Linked DNA regions of Mus musculus: region 2 is linked to region 1. A link is a loop called in an ENCODE intact Hi-C map of the cell type or tissue named here. Cell type or tissue: gastrocnemius. All regions are shown on one strand. Links, peaks and the distances in the headings refer to the core of each region. The heading gives the core; the rest is flanking DNA.

Evidence for each region. A loop is a pair of places that touch in the nucleus more often than their neighbours do. Peaks named below come from ENCODE experiments on the same cell type or tissue, not always from the same donor. Only the 100,000 strongest peaks of a DNase experiment are listed, where the experiment ranks them.
Region 2: a loop joins it to region 1, with 2.3 times the contacts of the local background. A loop is called at or near these places in 10 of 42 quality-filtered maps.

What each region holds. Positions count from the first base shown.
Region 1 is chr5:74,955,506-74,966,396 of GRCm38, reverse strand. Gm6116 (predicted gene 6116) reads right to left here. Exons shown (of 5, transcript NR_045866.1): 2 at 9,432-10,140; 3 at 4,091-4,158; 4 at 2,978-3,085; 5 at 29-307. Gm52778 (a long non-coding RNA gene) reads left to right here. Exons shown (of 2, transcript XR_003955747.1): 2 at 8,868-9,117. Among named protein-coding and RNA genes, the nearest start is that of Gm6116, 12 kb to the right of the region's middle. In gastrocnemius, for the core only: a CTCF peak has its summit at 5,037; DNase peaks (open chromatin) are centred at 3,379 and 5,033.
Region 2 is chr5:75,039,747-75,050,637 of GRCm38, reverse strand. It overlaps Chic2 (cysteine-rich hydrophobic domain 2), which reads left to right and starts at 5,997. Exons shown (of 6, transcript NM_028850.5): 1 at 5,997-6,458. The coding sequence starts at 6,340. It also overlaps the pseudogene Gm18593. In gastrocnemius, for the core only: no CTCF peak of the experiment used is centred there; DNase peaks (open chromatin) are centred at 3,492, 3,625, 5,983 and 6,381; H3K4me3 peaks cover 3,944 bases; H3K27ac peaks cover 4,303 bases.

The DNA of each region.
Region 1 (10,891 bases), core at 1,572-9,571:
AATGAGTAAGAGAGGACCCAAGAGCTGTAGGATTAATTCACTATTTATACTTATATTAAAAATAATACATTTTACAGCAGGGTATTATGGCAGGGCACTCGGGAAGCATTCAGGAAGCACCGATGTTTACAAATGGCTCTTGGAGGCTCCTCCTATCAACACCTCTCAAAGCTCCAGCCAATCCGTGCCAAGCTTGGCTCCCTCAAGAGCTGCCCCAGATCCATCTTCTCTACTCCATCAACCACCCTTACCGCATCCTTCCCAAAGTCCAATCATGCTCTTTCAATTCTTCATTCCGTGGCAGCTCCTGAGGAAATGAGAAAGATGATACTGGAAGAAGGTGACTGAGCCAGACAAGCAGGGAGAAAGAGATTCACAGAAGAGAAGGTGCAGGGAAAAGGAAGGAAGAGGGAAGACCTGGGGTGTGATAGAGACAGTGGCGCGTGTTGGATCGTATTTTCAGTATCATATCATGTAGTCATACCATTTACTGTCAGAAGTGACTTCTCTACCCCGCCACCCTGACTCGTGGAACAGGGTGAAGTGCTGTTGCTTTAGATGGCATGAATGAAAGTTGTTTTTTTTTTTATTACATATTTTCCTCAATTACATTTCCAATGCTATCCGAAAAGTCCCCCGTACCCTCCCCCCCACTCCCCTACCCACCCACTCCCCCTTTTTGGCCCTGGCGTTCCCCTGTACTGGGGCATATAAAGTTTGCGTGTCCAATGGGCCTCTCTTTCCAGTGATGGCCAACTAGGCCATCTTTTGATACATATGCAGCTAGAGTCAAGAGCTCCGGGGTACTGGTTAGTTCATAATGTTGTTCCACCTATAGGGTTGCAGTTCCCTTTAGCTCCTTGGGTAATTTCTCTAGCTCCTCCATTTGGGCCCTGAGATCCATCCAATAGCTGACTGTGAGCATCCACTTCTGTGTTTGCTAGGCCCTGGCATAGTCTCACAAGAGACAGCTATATCAGGGTCCATGAAAGTTGTTTTTAATGATCTAGACAGTGCATAAGGTTTGTAGCAATCATGATTGTCACACTTTCCCTGTGTCTTTAACTTTGAAAGCAAGGTGAAGATCAGTTAAGAAAGAGTCCCAGTGTCTACCCCAGGCCTCTACACACATATGCACACACCTATGTGTACAGTACCTAGCAAAAACACATATACAAATGAGGAGGAGGAGGAAGAAGAAATGAAAGGGGAGGAAGAGGAAGAGGAGGAAGAAGAGGAAAAGGAGGAGGAGGAGTCATTTTCCAGCCGGACATAGTGGCTGATCCCAGCACTCAGGAGGTAGAAGCACCTTGAGTTGGAGGCCAGCCAGAGTTACAGAGTGAGTTCCAGGTTTTGTGGCCCACAATGTGAGACCCTGCCTCAAAAAAAAAATTCTAACATTCAAGACCCTGGTGGATAGAATCATTTCTACTTTACCCCAGGCACAGATTCAGCTTTGAAGAAGGTATCAGAGGCTCACAGATGCCCCTGTGGACCTCTGCTCTAGAGAAGGTAGGATACACAGACTTGGTCAGGCCACAGACTGGCTTAGATTGCAGCTGACTGAGAATCAGGTCTTGTCCGTATGTCATGGGTGGGGCACAGAATTAACATAGAGTCATTGGGAAGTGTATTTGTTTTAGAGTTTTTAATGTTCATATGGTTAATTAGAAATGTACCCCCAAGTTTAGGGGTTATATCTTATCTGTCAACACACATGGGTTGAAAGAAGCCCTCCTTTTCTCAAATCAAACTGCTACTTTTCTGGACATGACCAGGATTGTGAGCTCAAGGGTGATCTAGTTAAGGCTGGGTGCAGCTCAGTGACAGCATATTTATCTGGCAGGCGTGAAGCTAACATGCACTTCGTCTCAGCACTTAGTGATCAGGTTAGACTTGGGTTCTCTGTGAGAACAGCCAGTGCTCTAAACTGCTGAGTTGGCTCTCCAGTTCCCAATGCTGAGTTTCACTTGACGCAATTTGAATTAGACCCACTAAAAGCAAAGAAAAACGGTAATGCAACACTGCTCCCCCACCCCCACCCCCACCCTGCCTATGTGTCTGTCTGTCTTGCTGTATCTGTCTGTCTGCCTGTCTCTCTCTCTCACTGGAAAAACTGAAGCCATTTTAATAGAACAGGAGCATTTATAGAAAATCTGGTTAGTATCACTTTTTCCATTTTATTTGAACTTGTTATTGTAACAAGTCACTTTGAGTCCTATTTGGGAACTCTTCCCTTATTCCAAGAGAAGAAATGGCGCTGGCCGCTGAAGGATATGAAAATATGAATCCTCAAAGAAGTGTGGGGGTCACACCCTCTTGTCTTTCAGAGAAGAGAGTCAAAGTGGCAAGAGACCAAGGTGGTATTGAGGATCCAGCTCTTCGGAGACGGTAGTGTGATTTGGCATGGCCCGGGGTCTCACGCGTTACAGACAAACGCTCTAACACCAAATTACAGTCCCAGTTCTGAACAGTAATCACATGGGATCATGTGAGTATCCCAAAAGGAAAGTAAGAGCTAGTTAATGAGCGGTGTTGCTGCAGGAGACTGCTGGCAGCTAAACCTATAACCCATAGCCTGAGCAGGACTCACTCTGGCCAGTATTAGTGGCTCCTTGAGCGCCTCTCTCCACCTGCATACCCTCGAGGTCCTGCTCAGGACCACACAGATGTTCCTTCAGCAGGAGGCTGACCTAGTGACAAGTGTGGACAGGTGTAGCCTCAGGTGTATCTAATCACGTAGAACCAGTATGGCTGAGATGTAGGGTTGCTGTGAAATTGGTGTAAACAATTGGTTACACACAGCTTAGATACAAATTCACAGGAAATCAAAAGGGAATCAGGCACATCAATGGTCTGGACAATTGGGAACCCTAAGCACCCTCATATTCTAGCTCTAAGAGTGGTCTTGATAAATTCTGGAGGGCTAAGTGACTCTGGGTACCCATGATGGGCCATAGCTGATGGTGACACTGACCTGATCTTGGAGTTCCTTCAGGTGGCCTTTAAGGGTCTTCTCATTCAAGGGGGGAGGTCTTCTCTGAGAGTCCAGAACACTGAGGATCAGATGGAGCTTATCAGACACCTGCAGAAGAACGCAGCCAAGATCAACTTTAAGGCTTCCAGAACTTGCGGGGCTGCTCCCTCGGGCAGGAATTTCTCTCTCTCCTCTACAACAGGAAAGGGTCTGGGTACGGGGTGTGGATCTTCCTCCATATACCCAGCTGACCAGCCTTTCTCCAGGTTATACTTCCGGGTCTACAAATGTGTTTCAGAGCCCTTTTTGACCCTCCCTGCCCCTGTGCCTGATTCTTGGACCGCCAGGTTGGAAAGAAGCAGGCAGTGCACATGTGTGTGCCAAATGCCTGTGGCTCTGCTCCCTCCTGGCCGTCTGCTGATTGGGCTGTGTGGCAGGGGCTGGGAACAAAGTTCCCTTCTCATTCTTTAGTGATGTGCAAATGCCTCGCAATTGGCTCACATGGAGTAGTAGCTGAACTTGGGATGGAGACATGTTTTTGTTGGCAGGAGTACACATTCGACATCTATGTACATGTGTGTCTACTTTTTGGCAGACTGCAGAAACACAGTGGCTTTGGTCTTTCACAAATCTCTGTGTACTAGATCCTACAAAACCTCACGGTCCAGCCCAGTGCCTGTTTCCTATACGGAGTTTTAAAGGACAATACCATTCTGTGATTGATCACCTTTACTGCAGCCAGAGTACTCCAGTAATGAAGAGTAAATGACAGGAACCACTAGTGGTTACAGGCAACCCCCAAGACTCCAGGAGGGGCTTTATAAGTGGTCACCTAACCTGCAAGCGTCTATCAACAATGAGAAGTGAGGTTCCACCTGTGATAGAGTAGGGATGTTGCCTCTTCCCCCTGGGTCCCCTCTCTAACATCACGCCTTAGGGAGGGAGGGGGTGATGGAAAGGCTAGGAGGCCTTCAGGGGAGTCAGTAGGGATAGAATTAGAGATTTATTTATTCGAGATTTACAGGGTCTTCAAGTATGGTCCACACGGATCTTCATTCAGAGTAAAAAAATGTTGCTACTCTTTGGAGAATAGAAATGGACTCAGCAACATACATGTTCAGTGCATCCTTGGGACATCATGGGTCCTGTTATAAGTTCAGTGTGTCCCACAAAGCTTGAGTCTGAAAATGAGCAGAGAAGAGAATGGAGAAGAAGCAAGAGCCAAATGCTCTTAGCTCTCCCCTCTTAATATATAAAGTTCGGCCTATGTGTGCCAGATTCACCTTTGATCATAGTTGAGTTGAGTCCTATATATTCAGTCTCATAAAAATTATCGCTATTGTTGTTTTGAGATACTGTCTCCCTCCATAGCCCAAGCAGACTTTGAACTCTTGACTCTTGAGTGCTGGGATGGAAGGCATTCACTGCCAACACCCAGCTATTATTACTATTATTATTCCTACTGTAACTCCATGGTGCAGGGGTTTGAGCATGGATCTTACACAGTGGGCCAGTGCGCTACCACTGAGCTATATACTTAGGGCTTTTAGAAAAAATGATTGGATATTCAAAATACACATGGTGCTTTAGGGCTGTGGAGTAATTTTAGGCAGAACAATGCTTTGTGTAGAAAGCCGTGCCTTCCCAACACTCCCAGTTTCTTCTCTTGGTTCCATTCTCCAACCAGTCCCTTGTTGTTAAGGGTAGTTTTGGTGCAAGATGCCTGTGGACTTCCATCTCTGACACCCTTCTGCTCTGGGCAAATTTACCAAGTCTCTAAGTGCCATTTCTGTATCTGTCTCCTGGGGCAAGGTATGTGTAGCAGGGCAATGTTGAGGACTTAGAACTGAATCTGACTCGCGTGCCCATTAGATATCAGTTTGATTAGAAAATGCACACGTTCCAGTTTCTTTGTAATTAGTCCATGTGCTCCAGTCCCCCTCCTCCCAAAGCTGTGAGCTCAAGATGGGAGACAAATGGAAAAACTTCTTCCTCAGAAATTCCTCTGAGGAAAAAAACGTCATTCCTCAGAAATGTGTAGGCGTGAGCGCCATCTAGCTGTGCTCTGGGTACTTCTATGATCACCAGGCAGAAAGTGAACAGGCTGGGGAAAATGTCCTTTGATCTGTCAGGCGAAGCAGAGCAGTCCCGTGGCCCTGTGGCAGGAGAGAAACTCAGAAGGCCTGTGTCTGAGGATACTGACTTCCATGAGAAGGGACCGGTTGTCTTCAAGAATATTAAGGGATGGAAGTCGGCAGGCAAGGGGACAGTTTAAGATTGGAACACAAATGCAGGGGGCACAAAGCAAATGCTTGTGTCTTGTGAAGCAGCAGCAGGCATGTGATTCTAAAAGGGTGATCATTAAGAAAGGCCCCTGAGAATGTGGAAGAAGGCCGTAGAGATGGATGACCCTCCAGGATGACGCAGATCACCAGCTACCTATTAACAGAAGAGTGGCAGAAGCAAAATCCAGCACAAGATGATCAAAAACCAAAGGGAGAAGAGACAGACGTCGAAAGGAAGACTGGTTCGGTAGAAGTGGAGTTGAGTGTCTACCTCGGTCTCTGGCACCCTCTGCTCTCTATTCAGCCTGGGGTAGGATGGAAAAGCTTGACTGAACAGAGAGGCTCCCAGGGAGGGAGGGAGGAGTCAAACTGCAGAGAAAAAGTCACCAGGACCCTTTGGAGTTGGCTCTACGAGGAGCCGGTGCCTGTATTAATGCTGGGTTCCTGTCTCGCGTTGCTAACACCCACGCCGGCAAAAACAAGGCACCGCTCTTTCTCCTCTGCCTGTGGAAATCTACCTGGGAGCTCGGCAAACCTAATAGCTCAGCAGCTTCCCTTTTATCAGAAGCCTTTGCTGGCTGCTAGCAATCAGCCCTGCGAATGGGTGTGGCTGCCAAGGCAGAAGACTGTGGCTCATACTCAGACTGCCTTGCTGTCACAGTCCAGATGAATACATTGTAACTGGAGTCCAGCGACAACATTGTTTCAAACTGGCATCGCCCTCTTGATCCCTCCATTAACTAACTAGCTCATGCAATACTTAAAATTCCAAAGGGGAGATGTGCCTCCAAAACCTCCAAGGACACAGAGAACAAGACCAGGGGATTTTAAATGTCTGACAAATAGTAGGCACTGAATAAATACTTATCACTCTTTCTGAGAAGAGGAATATTTGACTTTTCCTCTTGTGTCTTTTCATTAATAGCTCCATAAAACCTTTGCTCAGGGCTGGAGAGATGGCTCAGTGGTTAAGAATGCTTGCTGTTCTTCCACAGGACACCAGTGACTTTCCAGAACCCACAGTAGGTGGCTCACAACTGTCTAGCTCCAGAAATGCCAATGTCCCTTTCTGGCTTCCATAGGAACGGTTTCCATTCCATGCCCAGACACAAGAGAGAGAGAGAGAGAGAGAGGGAGAGAGAGAGAGAGAGAGAGAGAGAGAGAGAGAGAGAGAGAGAGAGAGGGAGAGAGAGAGAGAGAGAGAGAGAGAGAGAGAGAGAGAGAGAGAGAGAGAGAGAACCTTTGCTGGTTTTGTTTATTTTGGTTTGGTGCTGAGGTTGGAGCTGGCAGGTGTCAGGCACGTGTTCTAGCGCCACATCCAAGCTGCACCGCACCTTAGACAACTTAGGAGAACTCTCAGCAAGGTCACTGAAAATTTTCAGGTCTAACTTAGGGCCAAGCCAGGTTAATTCTCCCCCTCTCCCTTCCCTTTCCCTCTTCTTTCTCTTTCTTTGTGCACTCTACCAACTGAGCTACATCACCAGCTCCTGAGTCATAGTTCTTGAGTTTCTATGATATGTCGATCACGTGCTACTTTCACCATAACAACACAATTTCAGACTGCTGAGGTGGGTCAGTGCAGGGAGGGGCGCTGCTCAGCACACTTGAGGATCTGAGCTCGATGCCTAGGAACCACACGGTAGCAAGAGAATTGACCGCTGAAAGTTATCCTGGTCTCCACATGTGTGCTGTGTGGTACACATGCCTATTCTTACATATGCATACACACACACACACACACACACACACACACACACACACACACTGAAAGTAATAAGCAGATCTGGAGAGATGGGCCAGTGGTTAGGAGTTCCAGAGGTCCTTAGTTCAGTTCCCAGCACTCACATGGTGCTTCACAGCCACTACAGGATCTTATGCCCTCTTCTGGTGTGCAGATGTACACGCAGACATAACACCCATAGACATAAACTATATAAACAAATACATTTAAAATTAATTAAATGATGAAAAGGTAATAACAATGCTCACTAATTCTACTAGAAGGTAGTATAGACAGTCTTTTGGCTACAGCAGTTTGTTTAACCCTTTGCAGAAACGCCATGTCCCTCATTACTGTGTAAAGAGTAAAGACTCCATGTGGTTGGGTGTTTAACCTAAGGCTCCTGAGCTCAGGATTTAAACCCACGACCCACAACTGTGCTTTAAAAGAAAACACAGAGACCTGCTATGGGTCCTCCCTCCAGGAAATACAGCATTACAAGGTTTCCAGAGAATGGGACTGTGGGTAGCCTCCTGGTTGCCTTCAAGTGTAGAGTGGGTGGGCAGTTTTCTCCTTATCAATCAACCAGGGTCTCTGGACTGATTCCCTGCGTCTCAAGGATGCGCATCGCAGGCCTTCCCTGGAGAGCCTGTCAAAGGGCAGTGCTTGTGATATGTTCCGGAAGGGGCCCTGTGGAGGAGTCTGAGAATGAATTTTTTGAACAATTTGAACAATGGTGGCACTTCAGGAAGAAACCACTAGGCAGCCTGCGCTAAGATGGACTTCAAGTCTGGCTGTTTGATGGGCTCTCTCCCATTTTCTCCTTGGCACATGATGAGATTTGTATATGCTACGTAGCTCAAAGACACAGACCCTGGCAGGCTCTGCCACTCCACATACCGTGCAGGAATGGCGTGTCCAGTGAGCGCAGGCCTATTGAGCTCTGTCTCCTCATTTCCAGCTTTTTAGGGAACACATTTAAAGCTCAGTGGATCGGGGTGAAGGGCAGATGGGATCAATCCCAGTGGTAGTGGGGAGGGTCACGTGTGCAGAGAGGGGCATGAGGTAAAGCAGCTGATGTTTAGAACTATTGAAAACTTTCTAGAAAATGGTTAGGTTCCCAAACGCATTGCTGCGGGTCTCATAAATGACAGGGAAGAGGAACGGGAGCCATTTGGACATCCTATGGTCTGGAAGGAATGGCTACTCTGCAGCCAGATGGATACAGGCTGCGACCCTAGTTTGGATGTGCAGAAGGGTTTAATGACTGAGAGCCGGACTCTTCATTAGTTAAATGCCTCCAGGGATGCTCGGAGTAGGGTGTGTGTGTGTGTATGCATATGTAAGAACACACACACACACATATACACACAAATGTGATAAATGAAAATGATGAAAATAATAAAATGATATAAATAAATAATAAAGCACTTCTCTATAGGAAGGCTATTTTAAGCCCTGAATACCTAAACATCTGCCTAGACAGGTCTCCTCAGCCCTTGCACACACACTGACTGTTCTGCAACAGAAACAGCTGGATACTTCCTCTTCTTTGGACTGTAGTAGAAAGGTAGTCATGGAGGAGGCAAGTATGGTGTTCCAGGCCTGCAATCCTACCACTTGAGAGGTCGTAAATTCTAGGCCAGCTTGGACCTCAGCCATTTTTGGGGTGTTGAGTTTACTTGCATGTGTACCAAGGCTGGCTGGGATGATGATGATGATGGCAACAGCCCTTAGAGAGCTCTGAACTACCTAAGCCACTTTTCTTGGCCAAGGTCTGTGCCCAACCTTCAAGGCTAGAAGTCAAATGCAGTTATATTATCTGCTTTTCACTGAGGCGTGAGTAAGGCCCAGAGAGTCTCTATCTTTGTCTTCTGTTACTCAGCAGGAGGACAGAATGGGAACTTGAATCATGTGCTTCTGCTGCCTGAACTTTTAACCACTGCTCTGGAAACGGCTCGCAGGAAGCAGGAGGAAGGACTGTGGAGACATCGCAGCACCGAGTGACCTTTCCCCTCCTTTACTGCCCACACTCCAGATGCCTCAACCTCTCTCCCGTGCACGTCTGCGGCTGTTCCACGTAATCCCAATTCTTTTTATCTTTGTCTCCAATAAATATTTTTACTCATATTCAATACTGTGTTTAAAACACCAGGCCACAGAAAGCCCTTCAAAGGCTAAGCTCTGAACACTTCTGAAGCAAACGTCAATACAGGGCGCTTTATCTCACAGCTGAATACAATTTCCCCCCAGATGTCGGTTGCCTTCGTGCCTCGGAAAGTGTGGATTTTTAGAGGTTCAGAGCTGGTTGAAACTACACTAAGACTAGAGGCTTTGGAGCCTTTGGAGATGGCTTTGGATCCCCATATAAATCTGCCACTATGGGCGAGTGACACACTTGTTCCTATACCTTTGGATGCTTTCCTCTTTGATGACCCTGGGAACTTACTGAGCCTGAGACCTTCCGCTATGCATCTTTGCTTTACCCAGCCTTTCGTATCTGAGTGCCAATGACTGCTCCATATGCTTGGGCTAGAAAGACAGGCTGGGTCCTCGGTGGGCGAGAGGTGAAGACAGCTCTGAATGGCTTCCATGTGTGTTCACCTAGGCAGCAGCCAGACAGAAAGGGAGTGGCAGCTTTTGGGTGCAGCTGCTCCGGGCTGTGTGAATCTGGGTGATTTTTTTTTTTTTTTAATCACCATTGCAGCACCCTCTAAGTCCAGTGTGCTGGCTTCTCTGTCCCCTGGAGTCAGGTCTCACGTTCCTGCTAAGGTGGCGACATCTCCTAGAGGTGTTAAGCTTTGAAGGAAAGATGAAAAGCTGCGCAAGCGCACAGCAGCCTCAGAGGGTCTCGGATGGCTGGCTGGCTTATTCCTCCCACTGCAGACTATCTCCTGGGAGCTGCCAAGTGTTTGAAATGTTGAATGCTTGCCCTGCTCCCTGTGACACCCTGCCACCCTCGCTCTCATTCTTCTCTGTCACTGTGTGCCCACCAGTACCCGAGTTGAATGACGACACCTTGAGCTCTTCCACAGAGACACGCCCCAGAATAAGCTCTTGCTTCAAAACATGTTTTCATTCGAGTCACTCAGGGCTTCGAAGCCAAAGCAATGAAGAAGAGAATCGGGCTGGGTGGTGGTAGCTCGCCCTCTTGATCCCTGGGAAGGCAGAGGAAAGCAGTTCTCTGAGTTAGAGGCCAGCCTGTTTTACAGAGTGAGTTCCAGGAAAGTTGACACTACACAGAGAAACCCTGTCTCACAGAATCCCCACCCCTTACCCCTGTCCTCAAAAGAAGAGTAGGGCCAAACTGTGGGCCAGTGACCTGAGGTCTTCCAACTCTTCTTTCTGTCTTTTTTTCCCTTCAATTCCCTTCCCCACCCCTTTCTTCCCTCCCCATCCCTTACCTCTGTCTGTCTCTTTGTCTCTCTGTCTCTGTCTCTCTCTCTGTGTCTCTCTGTCTCTGTCTCTCTCTGTGTCTCTCTGTCTCTCTGTGTTTGTCTTTCTGTTTCTCTGTTTCTGTCTCTCTCTCTGTCTCTGTGTCTCTCTGTCTCCCTCTGTCTCTCTGTCTCTGTCTCTCCAGGTAATCCTGGCTGTCCAGGAACTTGCTGTTTAGACCAGGCTGACCTCAAACTCAGAGATCCACCTGCCAGTACCTCCCAAGTGCTAGGATTAAAGGTGTGTCCAGCACACCTGGCCCACCAACTTTCTTTTCCAGCCTACTGTTCACCCCATCTGTCATCTAGGTCTTGGTTTGTTCTTAGAGAGAAAGGATGGAAAGGCTGGTCCCCCTGGAGGACGGAAGGACCAGCAGCCCAGAGGTTGAAGACTAAACTGTGTTCACACTGAGATGGACACTGAAAAACCCAAACACTTCTGCTCCAACCCCATTGTCCCTCCATCCCCTAAGGC
Region 2 (10,891 bases), core at 1,611-9,610, 84 kb before region 1:
CAAGAAGCCCCTAGTTCATGAATAAAAATGACAACTTGCAAGCCTACCTTACTTGGCTCCATTTCTCATTCATTCTAGCCTTTGCTTAAAGGCTTGAAACACTTGAACATTTAGCTTAAGGAGAAAAATAATCCCATCATATGTCCCATTTCTGAAGCCACTTTAGACCTGGCTTTGCTACTAGAAAACTTAAATATAAGTCTGTGGCCTTGTTTAATAAAGTACCCCCAGTAAGAGCTAGAAAACAGGGGCTGAAGAGATGGCTCAGTCCCGACAGAGTTCCCAGCACCCACATGGTGCTCCATAACAGTCTAACTCTGGACTTCCAGGATCTGATGCCTTCTTTGGTCTCTGAGATCACTGTATACACGTGATGCACAGATACACATGCAGGAAAACATTCACGAACGTAAAACAAATAAAATCTAAAAGTAATTTGAGAAATATCAGAGGACACCCAGATTGGGTTAATAGTTTTTGGTGGCACTAATATTAAAGGGAGAACTGAACAAAGTCTGAGTCTCAAAACCAGTGATAATTGATCTCATGGTTCAAAGGAAAAGGGGGGGAGAATCTAAAAATCATAAATTCAGACATGTCTCAGATCCTTGTCCTCTGGATCCATGCCGCCTTCAGGGATCCATCACTATAAATGTTCTTGGTCATCTGTCTCACTTGCATGATATTATTTCTCAATACAGAACAAACCAACCTAGGTTCACTGGGATTTCAGGAGAATTCAGTGATTGTGGCTGTGTGTCCTCCATGGTGGGCTCTCCTCCACTTCTTGTGGCCTGTTCCTATCTAGTTTTATTTAAACCCCAGCCATCCCATCTACGATCAGTACCACCAGAAGCCAAAGTAGTCTCATTGTGAGGTGGTGACTGAACTCGGACTATTTCATCTTTATATGATGTACTGGCTGGTTTTATGTGTCAACTTGACACAGGCTGGCGTTATCACTGAGAAAGTAGCTTTAGCTGGGGAAGTGCCTCCATGAGATCCAGCTGTAAGGCATTTTCTCAATTAGTGATCAAGGGGGAAAAGCCCCTTGTGGGTGGAACCATTTCTGGGCTGGTAGTCTTGGGTTCTATAAGAGAGCAGGCTGAGCAAGCCAGGGGAAGCAAGCCAGTAAAGAACATTCCTCCATAGCCTCTGCACCAGTTACAACCCTGACTTCTTTGGTGATGAACAACAGTATGGAAGTGTAAGCTGAATAAACCCTTTCTTCCCCAATTTGCTTCTTGGTCATGATGTTTGTGCAGGAATAGAAACCCTGACTAAGACATATGATTACAGCTTGAGTTTCAGATTTCTCAGATCCCACAAGGCTGCAGTCTTGCCAGCAGATCCCATGGCAAGAGTAACCTCACTATAAGGACTGAAAAGCAAGCAGTCTACCTCAGCAGCATGGGCATCTTCTCAGTGGCTTGGAAGTATTCTTTGAGTGGCTATCACGAGTCTTGTGTTTATGATCATCCACAACTGACCAGGACAGATGCCAGGAAATGTGGATTACAGCTGTGTGTCCTGTCAAGATGGGCTCAGCATCCATCGCTGTTCCTTCCTTTGAAGCTGAACTGCTGTCCCATAGGCAGATGCTACTGTCATCTGGAGAGCTAAGAACCCACCAAGATTTGCCTCCTTTCAGATGCTCCACTCGCCAAGGGTGTCTGGCTTAGAAGGATGCTTGTCCAGGCAAAATCCAGATTGTCACTGGATGGAGTCTTTCTTGCAACGATTCAAGCAAGGGTTCTGAGGGAATGTAACAAGCCCTGTTTACTTCTTCATGGTTGATCCTGATTTCTATTTCAGCTTCTCGTTGACAGAGCCCAAACTTTCAAATTCTCCTTCCTAACTATTGTGGTGTGATGCATCAAATTGCACATCATCATTGGGGAGCTAGACATGGGCAATCACAAAGTGAGCACACTGTTCATCTGATGTATGTGTCCCCAGGACACTCCATGGATGCTGAAATCATTCCCTTCATGTCTGCTCTGGTGACATCTGGAAGTCACCGGGCAGTAAGGCTGGCCTACTCCAGGCCATGGGTCACCACAAAATTATAAAGGAAGGGGTGTTCCTTTTCCACATTTCGTACTCCTCATTGATCATGGTCTTCTACCGAGTAGTCAAAGGTTGCTTCCTATAGTCACCAGTGATTGCTGGTGAGGCCCAGAATGGGCATGGGAGAAATCTTGGGGCTATATGTTGTGGGAGGGGCAAGGAGACTGCCCACCTGGATTGAGAGTGGCTCAAATAAGAGGAAGTTATCTAGTAGCCTGGAGAGAGGAAGTCAAAGAGCCAAGGACCAGCCTGTGTAGGGCTCACTCCTGGCTCTCAGGTAGCTTTCTTCTTGCTGTCTTCTTTCATGGCGGGTAGGAAGAGGTCAGGGTCTCTGCTGTCTCTATCAAGGTATGGATGTTCTTCTTAAACCTTCGATGTTATATTTTAAACCCATTTAGCTAGCCCAAAGCCCCATGTCCAAAGCCTGTCATGACGCTGAGGGGTAAAGCTGATATATGAGTCTTAGGGAAGGGTTACAGCCACAGCACATGAACTATTTCATGTAACCCCTCATAACTCCATGGCAAAGGCTCCAGTGAGGGTGAAGAAGCTTAGAAAGATAGATGTGAGGGCTGGAGAGTCAGCAATTAAAAGTACTACCTGTTCTTCCAGAGGAACTGGGTTCAATCCCCAACACCCACACGACAACTCACAGCTGTCTATAACTCCAGTTCCAGGGGATCCAGCACCCTCACACAAACATATCAAACATATATACAGGCAAAACACCAATGCCTAAATAAATAAATAAATAAATAACATGTATGGGGGTTGAGACAGGGTTACTTTTTCTACCCTTGGCTGCCCTGGAATTGTAGATCAACCTGGCCTTGAACGCACAGAGATCTGACTGCCTCTGCCTCATGAGTGCTGGGACTAAAGGCATGTGCCACCATTGCTTGACTCGTTGGAGGTCTTAAATCTATGAATGACAGGCTCCTCGCCACCCAGAAGGATGAGACAAGAGTATTGCCACACATCTGAAGCCAACCTGGGCTACATGACAGGTTCTAGGCCAGCCTGGGCTATGAAGTGAGTTGCCATCTCACCCCCATCCCACCCCCACTCCCCGCCTCAAATAGCAACTAAAGTCTTGGCTCCTGGGGTTACTGAGCTGTCCTGTTTGTTTTAAGCCAGTTGATCTGAAGGAACATGTGAACGTGAGGAGCATGAAGAGGTATACAAAAGAAGAGACATGTTTGCAGGGGTGTGTACTGTGGGCACAGGAGAGGGGGAACATTTTGACAAAGACTGGTTCATACTCAGGAAAGGCGGAGGGAGTCATTTGGCAGGAAGCAATCCTGGAGTGTTGGGGGTGGAGTTTGGAATTATGATGTCAACTATTATAGAGAAATGCTTGACTCATCCTTCCTCGCCCTCTTGGCCTTGCTCCCAGGTCTCGAGCCCCTTTACTGACACCAGCAGGTTCCCCCCCCGCCCCCCCAAACCGGAAGAAGAGTCAAAAAGAAAGAAAACAACTAAAAACAATGACTTCTCTTCACACCTCGGCAATGGGAGTCAGACCGATCTCTCTGTCGGAGTCCAGCCAGAGTGCTCCTCCCACGCAAAGTCAGTGCTGCGAGAGTGAGCTTCTTGCCAGTCCTCTGCCGCCTAATTAACTCCCAGTGTTCTGCCGGCAGTGCCAGCCATGATCCATCTCCATTCAGAAAACATTCTTGTAGGTTCTCCTCTGAAGACGGATCTGTGGAGGGTGCTGGAGAAAGAAGGGGCTCTTCCAGTTTCTTCTGTCCTTGGAAAGTTGTCAGCTGGGTGATGCTCAGCGGCTGTGTTGACTGAGAGGTGGATTCTGGGTTGTACACAGCATGCAGGGTGTGGCCCATGACCGAAACAGACCCATTTTCCTCCTCCTCCTCCCTCATCCTTTCTGCAGCCACTCTTTGAATGTGGCCACTGGGCTCTTGATTACTGTCAAGGAGGAGGCTCAGGAACTCTCTGCAGCCAATGTGTTGAAGTTGAAGTCCTGAATGAGAGTATTAAATACACACATACACACGGGATCAAGAGCAAGTTCACATAGGGTCTCTGAAACTAATAATACTTCACGGACACTGAAACATTACACAATGCCAAAGGAACGTGGTGATCTTCATGGCAGAGAAGCGGGGAAGAATCAAGAATGTTTCCTGTTGTGACTATATATCCCTCTTCTAAGCATTCCACGTACATCAAGAGACTCTGTCAAGTAGCCCAAGGGATAGGTACTATTATATCTATTTTATTTTAGAGACAAGGCTCTATTATAGCTCAAACTGGCTATATAGAGTGATGTTCAATGCCTAATTTTCCTGTCTCCATCTCCCACCTGCTAGGGTTTTATAGATGTGTGCTACCACGCCGCACTTTTGTCTTCCTGTGACAGGTCAAAGACCAAGAGGTTAAAGGACTTGGCCAGGGTCCCATAGGAAATGATAGAGGGCGATTCAAAGTCAGCCTTCAGAACTACCAAGTTAAGCTGCCTCCTGTGTGTATGCTCCATTGGAGCCTTTGACATACCCTCTGACTCCCACCCCCCTAGAGAATTATGGTTGCTTGCCTTAATGACAGAAAAGTTACTGCCAGAGACTGTAACATACATAGTCGCGCGTGCACGCGCACAGACACACACACACACACACACACACACACACACACACACACAGCTGACCACACAGTAGGTTCAGTGTTTATTGAATGAATAAATCTGGGAAAGCATAAGTCTGACGCATCGACTATTTTTCCCTGCCTAGCTCACTGCCCTTTTTTTTTTCCCCAGATCTTTCCAGGATTAAGTTGTCCAGCATTTTCCACTCTCATGTTAACCTTTGTACGTTTTCTGCTTGGACAAAGACCCGTAAACGAACTTGAAGGATGCGAACACTGCGTAGAGAACTGTTTGTGGACACTGGGTCCAGTACAACTCCTCTTTCCTTTCCAGACCAATGAGGAACTCTTGTTACCCCATGGTCCAGTTTGCCGTAGGAGTCCAGTTCTGTTCCTATGTTGTTTGGATGCTTGGCAGACTCTTGATTGTGAAACCAGGTCCAAGGTGATCCATGAGTCCACTGTTCCTCCCTTCCCCCATCCCCTCTTGTGGAGAAAACATTTTTCACTAGAGAGACGAAGCATACAACTGCAACTTCTTAATTGGAACACAGAGAACTTGTCAACTTTGTTAGGTAGTATTGATGGTGAGATTTCTTGTTAACAAACAAACAAACAAACAAACAACCTGGGCTAAAAGGACAGAATATTTGGCTTTGGAGATATTTTGGAAAATCAGGTAGGACAGTAGACAGGAAAGCACTGTTTGCCGGGCAGTGGTGGTGCACGCCTTTAATCCCAACACTTGGGAGGCAGAGGCAGGGGGATTTCTGAATTCGAGGCCAGCCTGGTCTACAGAATGAGTTCCAGGACAGCCAGGGCTACACAGAGAAACCCTGTCTCGAAAAACCAAACCAAACCAAACCAAACCAAACCAAACCAAACCAAACCAAACCAAACCAAACCAAACCAAACCAAACCAAACCAAACCAAACCAAACAACAACAACAAAAAAAAAGAGAATGCACTGCTTTGTTAATCTCAAGTTGGCAAAGTCAACCAACTCTGCTTCGCATCGTGGACTAAAAACGTTTTATTAAACCGGCAGTCAGATTCTCTGGTCCGGCCAGGGGCTTCGCCCGCTGTCGTTGTTTGGGCTACAGATTACTCCAGCCTGGCTCTAGGAGTCGAGTCGGGGTCAGCGCCCCCGATCCTCACAGACGCCGCCTTCCGGGTCGCTGACCCTGGAGCCGGAGGGCGGGGCCGCGCCGGGTGGAAGCGGAGGAAGAGGCCGGCGTCCCGGGAGCGCGCGAGACCGTCCGCGTGAACGCGCCCGCCCGCCCACCCGCGCGCCCGCGCCCACGCCCGCGCCCGCCCGCGCTCCCGGGAAGTCTCGCGATGCGGTAGCCGGCTGCTCCTGCTGCGGGTGGCTCGGGCTGTTGCTGTGGTTGCCGGAGTTGCGGCGGCGACGGCGGCGGCGCTGGCGCGGGCGGCGGCGCTGGCGGGGGTGGCGGCCCCGGCGGATGTTGACATTGTGTTGTTGTTCCTGCCCACGGTAATGGCGGCGGTGGCGGCGGCAACGGCGGCGGCCGGGACCAGGTCTCCTCAGTAGCCGGAGCCCACACTGCCGAGCGCCAGCTCCGCGGCCTCCGCGCCCGCCGCCTCACCAGCCGTTCCCCGCGGCCGCCCCAGAGCCAGGGCCCCGGGCGGGGGGCTCGCCGGCTCGGGATGGCGGATTTCGATGAAATCTACGAGGAGGAGGAGGACGAGGAGCGGGCCCTGGAGGAGCAGCTGCTCAAGTACTCGCCCGACCCGGTGGTGGTCCGCGGCTCCGGTCACGTCACCGTGTAAGGCCCTGCGAGGGCTAGGACGAGGACGGGTGGCGAGGCGCGGGCGGGGTGGGCCCTGGGACCCCTGGGGGTCCTCCTTTTCTTAAACCCCCGTCCCCGGTGACTGGCGCGGGACGGGGGCCTTGGGGGAAGCTCCGGCGATCAGGAAGTGAGAACTTGCTCTGCTTCCATTTGTTTAGGACTCCCAAGTGGGGACAGACACTGCCTCCCCTCCCTCCCACAGCCCCGGAGCAGGCCCCGTGGCCCGCGGGGATGTGTGGGGTCCCAGCCGGGAAGATGGCTCTTTAGGGTCTGCCTGATGGGCCATCGGTACAGGCTAGAGGTGCACACACTCACACACACACACACACACACACACACACATCTTGTGGGATCCATCTTTGTAACACCCCCCACACCCCCGTTATTCTTTGGGACTCTGCCTGACTTACAGCCTATTGACATATGGCTCAGAGGTCAGATCTGAGGTGTTAAGATCCCAGTGGCAGTTGGTAAATGAGATTCACTGTCGTGTGTCTATCACACATAACACGTAGGGGCTTCCCAGTTCCTCAAGAGTAAATTTCTGCAAAACTGATTCGAGTTGCTGTCAATTATGTATGATAGAAGTATACAGGTGGACGGAAAAAAAGAGGAGGATACATCTGTTTACAAGGAATTACAAGTACCGAGTTTCCTGTAATCCGGTCTGTTTTGGGACACGGACCTAGGTTGGCTTCTTTGATAAGGGCCCCTGTAAGGTTTATTAGCAACATCAAAAGTCCCAATATTATTCAAACAATAAGGGATGAAAGCATTCTGAAAGGTCGTGACTAATAAAGGAATGTAGACTTGGGGCAAATAATGAGTTGTCCGGAAGAAGGAAGTTTTGTAACATTTCCCTGATAAAATCCGGAGTTTGTACAACTTAGGGTATTGATACTCCTTTGCAGCTGCTATCTCCAGTTGAAAAGTCATCGCTCAAACTTCCTGTACTTGCATATCACTTTATCACTGATAGAAAAAGGCAGCGAGCCTGAAGCTGTCTGGAGCGCTTGTCATTGTTTTTTGGTGTAGGGTGAGTGGGGCGTGCTGTGGGCAAGGCGGTCAAACAGTGAGGCTCCTCAGAAGATCGGCCCTTGTGTAGTCATCCTGACTAGCCTTGTTGTTGTTGTTGGGGTGTGCTTATGTAACACCTTGGTGTCTTCGCACCTGTTAACGTGTGCATTTAGGTGATTTAACAGGGTAAAAACACTGCATAAGCATTGTTTCAGTACCTGGATAAGGAGATGGGACTTCGCACCATAATAACTGCTCTGTTTTAACTGTCAACACAAACTTAATTAAGGAATATAGCTAATTATGAATAATACAGTTTAAATGTATATCATAATGCTTTTAGTGTTATAACCTGCTATTTAATTTTTAGTTTAACTCTTAGGACTTTTTTCTTTTTCTTTTGAACTTAAGGACTATGGGTGCTTTTAAAAGCAATTACAAACAAACAAAAAACCGACACAGTGATAGTCCCAGTACTCAGGAGGCAGAGGCAGGTGGATCTGTGAGTTGCAGACTCCCCTGGTCTTCAGGGCTACATAAAGGATTTCTGAACTTTTTCATGTTGTCTGTGGTCATCCTTAAACTCCTCCTGTCAAATCAAAGCTGGCAGAAATTTATTTGCAGAGGTTCAGCTAGGGCTGGAGATGTAGCTCAGTGTTAGAGTGCTTGTCCTGGGTTCAGAGTAACCAAATAAGGTTCAAGTGCAGTTGTCATGTCTCTTCTGTTCAAGAAGAAGAAAAGCTAAACATGTTGTTGGGAAATAGAATAGTCAAAGTGCTCAGATAGAAAGTTGGATTGTAGTTGACTATTTGGAGTGGTTAACAAGTGTGTGAAGTAATTATTAGTGGTCTTTTCATCTTGTCTTTCAGAATCACCTGGCTTGTGCTCAGGAACTACTAGCCTTTATTATTATAAGCATTAGAAATAAAGTACTTCCATTTGCAGGACTAACAGTCATTTAGTCTAGTTTATCTGCCCATTAAGATCATGTGGGGAGCATCCGCTGGTGTTCCAGCCCTCTTTTTCCAGGCCAGTGGCCACATATGAGTGGAGCTCTTGTTCATGAATAGGCTTGGATGGGGTTGGAGGAAGGTCTTGGAGGTGGTTTTGATTGTACCTCGGAATCTGCTGCAGACACTAGTGATGGTGGTGTTTGCCACCTTTGCAGGAAGCCTTAGTATGTTTGTGACCTCCCTTAGACACTTCTGATAGGTAGTAACCTTCCTCTGCCACTTTTATATAAATCAATCACTTGTGTCTCCTCAGTTCACAGGATGACAGCTTTAGTTCATACCTTTCCAGATTAAGGGGTGAGATAATGTATACAGAGAATACGTGAGTGTGTGTCTTGTGCTCAGGAAACACTAGCCTTTGTTAGTTATTACCCTCCTCAGGTGGCGCTCTGCTTTGAGAAACATTTGTGTAAAATATAGATTAAGAATTCAACATTGCCATTTTCAAACCAAACCGTGGTTCATTTAGCTAATTCTCTTTTTACTTTGAACCAACTTTTGGTCAGCAAAAGCCAAACCCTGTTTTGTGGTGATACAGAATTCTATAATAATGTAAAGCTTATGTATGACCATCATGCATAATGTTAGGCATACTAGACTATGTAGCCAAGTTTGCACCTACAAGAGGCTTTGAAATTTGTGCTTATATGTTATAACGGTTTCACTTTCCTTTTCAAGTATAATCGGAAAAGTGATTAATAATTACAGTGAACCATGGGCTGGAAAGATGGCTCAGCAGTTAAGAGCATTTGCTGCTCCTACAGAGGACCAGGTTCGGTTCCCAGCACCCACATGGTAGCTTACAACCATCCATAACTCCAATTACAGCAGGCTCAACAAAACACTCATACACAAAGATAAAATAAACAAATCTTTAAAAATTAAAATTATAGTAAACCACATAAGCTTACTTCTCTTTTTGCTAAGGAGTTGGTTAAAGCATTTCTCCCTTTTACTTTTAAAGAAACAATATTATAAATGGTTACAGTATTGTCTGTCTGTAATCCAGGTCAGACTGAAAAGATTCAGGTCTGCCTGTGTGCTTGCTTTTGCAGTTGAGCCTGTCTTGTCTTGTCTTGTCCTTTCTTTTCTTTTCTTTTCCTTTCCTTTCCCTTCTCTTCTCTTCTCTTCTCTTCTCTTCTCTTCTTTCTTTCTTTCTTTCTTTCTTTTTTTTTTTTTTTTTGGTTTTTCGTCTAATTTTTCTTAATAAGCTCACTAGTACTCTAATTTGAGAAATCATTTTATTCTTTTGTGATACGTTCTTTCTAGATATTCTAGATGAGTAATGTTTTTTATTTTTGATTTGCATGTGCTAGGAGAAATCTTTTGAAGAAACATATTGAAGAAAAAACCATTTATGGGAAAAGAAAATTATAAATTCCCATGGTTTCATACTAAATACATACCTATAACTTGGAAGACTGGAAGAAGAAAGAAGTGGCAAACTTACTAGATACTGCTGGTCAAACTGATTGATACTCTTTATTGGAAGGGCATAAGCAATGTAAAACACACTGACGTAACTGATCCGTATTTATAGACAGTCACAGCTCAACATACTGCTGAGTCTAGAGGAACCAGTGTGATCATTACCAGACATATCACATAATATGTCAGTATTTACTAATTTTAGTCCAACCTATTTCTTTTATACTCTAAACTACCTTCATTATGTTGTTTGATGGGATAGAACCACAGCAAAGCCATGGTGCCCAAGATCAGCCAGCTTCTAGCCAGTTAGGTTTAGTAGTTGTTGGTAGCTACTCAGACCATGTTGAAGAACAGTTTAGCCAGCCAGGGGCCAGGCCCAGAAACTGTGAAAGGGACATACAAATGACTTTGCTGGATGGCACTGGTTTATAATTTTAATGTTTGTAGAACTTTATCTCAGATTTCAAGCTGTTTTTGAGCATATTCTTTACTCTGTGTGTGTGTGTGTGTGTGTGTGTGAGGGCATGTGATCCTGTGGGGAAGGCATCTTCCCTATGGGCTCCTATGGGTCAGGCTTGGCAGCAAGTACCTTTGCTTACTGAGCCATCTTTCCAACCCTACTTTGATGTCTCATAAGGATGATAACTCTTAAGGAATGTGTTTGTATAAAAGAATTTTTAAAAGTTGAGGAAATGAATTTAAAAGTAATTCAAAGCTTGTGTTAGCTGATAATCTACCATTGTTGTGTGTATAATAGTCATTGGTATCTTATTTCAGACTCATCCCGTATCTGAACCAGACTTGAGGCTCTCCTAGAGTAGGCCTCATATTTGATTTTTAACTTGAGTTTTCTCATTAATTTGTTCAGTAAAATAAAACCCTTTAATCCCAGCATTCAGGCAAAGGCAGGCAGGTCTCTTGCGTTTGAGCAAGATTGGTCTATTTTAG